2 separate regions of the Homo sapiens genome follow, and region 1 is linked to region 2. The links are chromatin loops, found by intact Hi-C in ENCODE. Cell type or tissue: chondrocyte. All regions are shown on one strand. Links, peaks and the distances in the headings refer to the core of each region. The heading gives the core; the rest is flanking DNA.

The links. Hi-C counts contacts between places; a loop is a spot of excess contacts. Peaks named below come from ENCODE experiments on the same cell type or tissue, not always from the same donor. Only the 100,000 strongest peaks of a DNase experiment are listed, where the experiment ranks them.
Region 1: it touches region 2 in a loop (2.8-fold over the local background); 5 of 110 quality-filtered maps call a loop at or near these places.

Annotation. Positions count from the first base shown.
Region 1 is chr1:23,538,807-23,541,719 of GRCh38, forward strand. LOC124903876 (a long non-coding RNA gene) reads left to right here and starts at 1,077. Exons shown (of 3, transcript XR_007065537.1): 1 at 1,077-1,246. RefSeq lists an enhancer at 1,031-1,325. In chondrocyte, for the core only: a CTCF peak has its summit at 1,186 (motif pointing left); no DNase peak of the experiment used is centred there.
Region 2 is chr1:23,283,824-23,286,736 of GRCh38, forward strand. LINC01355 (long intergenic non-protein coding RNA 1355) reads right to left here and starts at 1,695. Exons shown (of 2, transcript NR_110616.1): 1 at 1,287-1,695; 2 at 1-587. In chondrocyte, for the core only: no CTCF peak of the experiment used is centred there; no DNase peak of the experiment used is centred there.

The DNA.
Region 1 (2,913 bases), core at 231-2,730, 260 kb after region 2:
TTTTTTTTTTTGAGACAGAGTCTTGCTCTGTCACCCAGGCTGGAGTGCAGTGGCATGATCTTGGCTCACTGCAACCTTCACCTCCCAGGTTCAAGGGATTCTCCTGCCTCAGCCTCCCAAGTAGCTGGGACTACAGTTGTGCACTACCACGCCTGGCTAATTTTTGTATTTTTAGTAGAGATGGGGTTTCACCCTGTTGGCCAGGCTGGTCTTGAACTCTTGACCTCAGGTGATCCGCCCACCTCGGCCTCCCAAAGTACTGGGATTACAGACTAGAATAGATAAATCTATAGAAACAAAAAGTAGATTAGTGGGGCTGGGCGTGGTGGTTCACGCCTGTAATCCCAGCCCTTTGGGAGGCTGAGGTGGGCAGATCACCTAAGGTCAGGAGTTTGAGACTAGCCTGGCCAACATGGTGAAACTCCGTCCCTACTAAAAATACAAAAATTAGCTGGGCGTGGTGGCAGGCACCTGTAATCCCAGCACTTTGGGAGGCTGAGGCAGGAGAATCGCTTGAACCGGGAGGTGGAGGTTGCAGTGAGCCAAGATCGTGCTACTGCACTCCAGCCTGGGCGAGAGTGAGACTTTGCCTCGGAAAAAAAAAAGGCCAGGCACAGTGGCTCAATCCCAGCACCTGTAATCCCAGCACCTTGGAAGGCTGAGGTGGGTGGATCACTTGAGGTCAAGAGTTCGAGACCAGCCTGGCCAACATGGTGAAACCATGTCTCTACTAAAAATACAATAATTAGCCAGGCATGGTAGCGCATGCCTGTAATCCCAGCTACTTGGGAGGCTGAGGCAGGAGAATTGTATGAACCCGGGAGGTAGAGGCTGCAGTGAGCCGAGATCACGCCACTGCACTCCAGCCTGGGTGACAGAGCAAGACTCTGTCTCAGGAAAAAAAAAAAGTAGATTAGTGATTGCTGGGAATGGGTCAGTCTCTGTACAGATGAAGAACATGAGGCTCAGAGAAGCCAATTGCCACCCATCTGTGTGACTTTGGACCAGTGACTTCACGTCTCTCAGTTGTGACGTGGAGAGAATGACGTGCGCCTGAGATGGTGGCTCTGCAGCTCAGTAAATGTGCCTGCGGCGCCTGGTGGGTCCCCCTGCGTCTTCGTTAGTTCCTTTTCCTTCTCTCAGACCTTTGGCTGGAAGCTGGTGGGGCTGAAAGGTGAAGGCTGCCACCTAGAGGTGAACTCTGGCACCTGCCAAAGCCTGCGAGGCGTCTTATCTTCTCATCAAGGTAACTCACCCGCTATGGGCTTGGGGAGGAGAAACAGGATGTGAAAGAAGCAGCCCCGCTGAGGACAGGGCTACTAGACTGGCCAGATTCTTTCCAGATGTTTGTAGGCCCTGGGAATGCTTTTCACAGATGTTGGGTCCCGTGGAGGTGATCCCATGCGGGAAGAGGGACATCCCATGCGGGAGTCAGGTCCCAGCAGAGCTGCTTAGCGTCTCTTGGGGAAATGCCACCTATAATTCCTTCTTCTTCTTTTTTTTTTTTTTTTTTTGAGATGGAGTCTCGTTCTGTCGCCCAGGCTGGAGTCCCGTGGCGCGATCTCGGCTCACTGCAAGCTCCGCCTCCCGGGTTCACGCCATTCTCCTGCCTCAGCCTCCCGTGTAGCTGGGACTACAGGCGCCCGCCACCACACCCGGCTAATTTCTTTTGCATTTTTAGTAGAGACGGGGTTTCACCATGTTAGCCAGGATGGTCTCGATCTCCTGACCTCGTGATCCGCCCCTATAATTCCTGTAATTGTCAGTTTATTCCCTCGTTTTCCTGAGGGATCTCTTTAACACACACACCTGACCTTGTCTCTCTCTAGTTCAAGGTCTGGCAACTAGCTCCCCACCACGGCCCAGCCACCCCCACCACCAGGTCCCTCCGATCTTCAGACCCTTCACACATGGGCCTTAGGTTTTTTTTTTTTTTTTTTTTTTTTTTTGAGACAGGCTCTCACCCTCTCACCCTGGCTGAAGTGCAGTGGCACAGTCTCTGCTTATTGCAACCTCTGCCTCCCAGGCTCAAGCGATTCTCCTGCCTCAGCCTCCCAAGTAGCTGGGATTACAGGCACGCACCACTACTGCCCAGCTAATTTTATATTCTTAGTAGAGACGAGTTTTTACCATGTTGGCCAGGCTGGTCTCGAACTCCTGACCTCAAATGATCCACCTGCCTTGGCCTCTCAAAGTGCTAGGATTACAGGTGTGAGCCACTGCACCCGGCCCCCTTACGTTCTAATCCAACACACTCTTCCTAACTCCCCTCTGACCTCTCAGCTCTCTCTATTGCCCATGCTGTTCTCCCTGCTTCACATGTCTCTCTCCATCTCTTCCACCAGAAAAAACTGTTCTGCTCTCAGATAGAAGTTTCTTCCTTCTTTTCTTTCTTAAACCAGATAAATAAATCATTGAGAATGCTGTGTACCCCCATATCCCCCACGTGATCTTAAACAGCACTCAATTTTAAAAGGGTGCATTTTTAACTCCTCAGGCTAAGAGAACAGAAACCTGGGACAAAATTAGGAATCCAGCTCACATGCCTGTAATCCTAGCACTTTGGGAGGCCAAGGCGGGCGGATCACGAGGTCAGGAGATGGAGACCATCCTGGCTAACATGGTGAAACCCCGTCTCTACTAAAATTACAAAAAATTAGCTGGGCGTGGTAGCGGGCGCATGTAGTCCCAACTACTCAGGAGGCTGAGGCAGGAGAATGGCGTGAACCCGGGAGGCGGAGCTTGCAGTGAGCCGAGATCGTGCCACTGCACTCCAGCCTGGGCGACAGAGCGAGACTCTGTCTCAAAAAAAAAAAAAAAAAAATGAAGCCAGCTCAATTGCTAACATTGAAAAATGACTCAGAACTCTTTTTTTTTTTTGAGATGGAGTCTCACTCTGCAGCCCAGGCTGGA
Region 2 (2,913 bases), core at 121-2,620:
TCAGTGACACTTCAACTCCCTTTGAAACCCAAGTGACAGAACTAGGTCACTACTTTGGGAATGGAATTGTGAGTAGCTAGATCAGAGAAACACTGAGACTGACAAAACTTGCTTTTTTGGAAAATGGAAGAAAAAGTCATCAGTATGCCATAAGAGTTAGAGCATTCTGACCATAAAATCAGGCAGTTATCCTTGCTGACTGGTCCTGGATTCCAAATGACACATTCCTTCTCAATGTATTCAATCCATCAGCAGCTCAGAAGCAATCCACACTGGAGACCATTTAAAAACGTGCATTTTGCAATAACCATTATCTATCTTAGCAGCTAGAAAGGCAAAACAAAAGTTAGCATATCAAACTATCTTTAGGGGCTAGAGCAGAATATGAATTCATTAACGATAAATATAATTACTAGAAACAATGAAAACTGATCCAGAGGAATTTTAAGAAAACAAAAAAACCCTCAAAATGTCTATTATGCCAAGTACGGTCAAAGTATTCAAGCATCCTCCTCCCTCTCCACAACTTCTATTTTTTTCTCTCTTCTTTTTTCTTAAGGGGTGGGAGTCTTGCTATGTTGCCCAGGCTGGAGTGCAGTGGCTATTCACAAGTACAGTCATTGTGCACTACAGCCTTGAAGGCCTGGGCTCAAGCCTCAGCCTCCCAACTAGCTGAGACTAGAGGCACATACCACCGTCCCTGACTTACAACTTCTATTTTCAGGTTAGATTCCAGAAGTGTAAGAAGTATAAAATATCATGGATGATATTTAGTATTCACTAAACTGGAAGGAGAGCCAATGAATTTACTTATACTGCCCAATTAAATAATCAACATTGAACTCATCTTCAATCCCAGAAAAATCCATGAATGAAAACTGGACATAGCAACAATTGCTACTGATGCCAGACTGAAATAGCAAAGGGCAAGAGGAATTCATGCTACCTACTCTTCACTTTATAAAGAAAAATAAAGAAAAAATAAATTTAAAAAAGAAAAGGAATTTCATTTTTTCTGAGGAAAAAAACTGAGAAATTAAGTAAGACAGAGTTTGCAAATATATGAATGCTGGGCTCAATGTTTCTTAGTTTGCAGTTAAAAAGAAACATTCACAAGGAAAACAAATGTACATGTAAGTCACTTTCAAAGCAAAAAGATACTGCTTGGCCGGGGATGGTGGCTCACGCCTGTAGACTCAGCTACTTGGGAGGCTGAGGCAGGAGACTCGCTTGAACCCGGGAGGCAGAGGTTGCAGTGAGCCAAAGTCACACCACTGCACTCCAGCCTGGAGGACTGAGACTCAGTCTCAAAACAAACCAAACAAATAAAAAAACCAAAGCAAAAAGACACTGCTCAAAGCTAATCCATGGGCAGTACCTGCATTAAAACTGTTATCTGCAAATAAGGCAAAAATAAATACTGTTTGTTGCAGAGTGGAAATGCATCCTAGATTGGATTAAGCTAAGAGGCTTGAGAGGTGGCAACCACGGACTTCTGCTCTTAGACATCCTGGTTTGTAATATTTTGTTGTTCTGACAGCCAACTTGATCATTCTTCCTTGCATTATAAATTTTCACAGTAAATCTTACCTTCGGGGTCAGTGGTAACACCTATAATACTTGTTTGTATTTAAAATCCTCTAATATCCAATACATTTAATCACAGCCTCACTGACATCTCAATTGCCCTTGAGACTCAAAACAGAGGGGGAACTTCTGAGAAATGTAATTATTATACCTCTGTGCTTAGGTTGAAGACAACTTCATGATCTGGAGAATTAATTACTTTTTGTTTCTCTTCATGCCTGGTTTATAAGAAACTGAACATTGGACATGAGAAAAAGTAGAGGTCCTATCACTTTACAGGTGTTTTTATCATTCATTTGAAGTCTATTCCAAAGACATCAGTTATCCCACATATAAAGGTGCATATAAACTCTCACTTCAAAGTTAAACTACTCTGAGCTATTCATATTTGCATTCTTCTCTAATGGTGTAAATAATCAAGAACCAGAGAAGTTACGCCTTCATCGTAACAGCCATATTTCTCTGGCCTATATAGCAAATCCAGTTACATTTTAAAGTGTGTGCGTGGTTCTTTAAAACATTAATTTCAAACACATGAATAACATTATTGTTTTATTTAACCCAATATTCAGTGATCCCTGACTGGGTTGGGCTCAGTAACATGTCTTTCAAAAACAAAAAAAATACTAGACTCATATATATTTTTTGAGTAAAGCTGCTGGCTTTGTCTCCATACTTCCACTCTGTTCTCTTGACTCAGTTCTCAATTCAGGGCCAAAGTCAAGAGCAAAACTGAACCTGTAGGCTAGTCCTTGGTAAAAGTAAGGCAAAATGGCAACTGACTTGGCAATCTCTCCCAATTTGGGGATGCCCTGGACACAGTAAGCAGAGTCAAATGTAAACTACGTCCTAAGAAAATGGCAATTTCTGTAGTCTCAGGTCATGAAAATACATTTTTAAAAACTAATTGTCTGTTAAAATTATTTTAGTTGTGAAATGTTAACAATATCAGGATAAGGAGTTAGACAAAAAATCTTGGACATAATTTCCAGTTTTTTCCTATATATACTTTCTCAACAATCTAAAGCCACCAAAATTCTCTTCATGAAGTCTTATCCTATCTGTTGCCTAATGATGATGAAGGAGATCAGATTTGGGATTTACAGATGTCCTCCTCTGGAGACGCTTTTGCTCTGGGACTGATGGATACCAGTGCTGTTAGTCATTTCTGCTACCTGGATACAGAGCATCTGGTGTAAATTTGTGCATCCAGCCTGGCTCCCATTTTCCCCCAACAGCATGCTTAAGGAATGAAATGCTCATTTCATGTTAGTTGTAAGCAATCTACATACAAAGCATATCAGGGTACAAATTACTTAATATGTA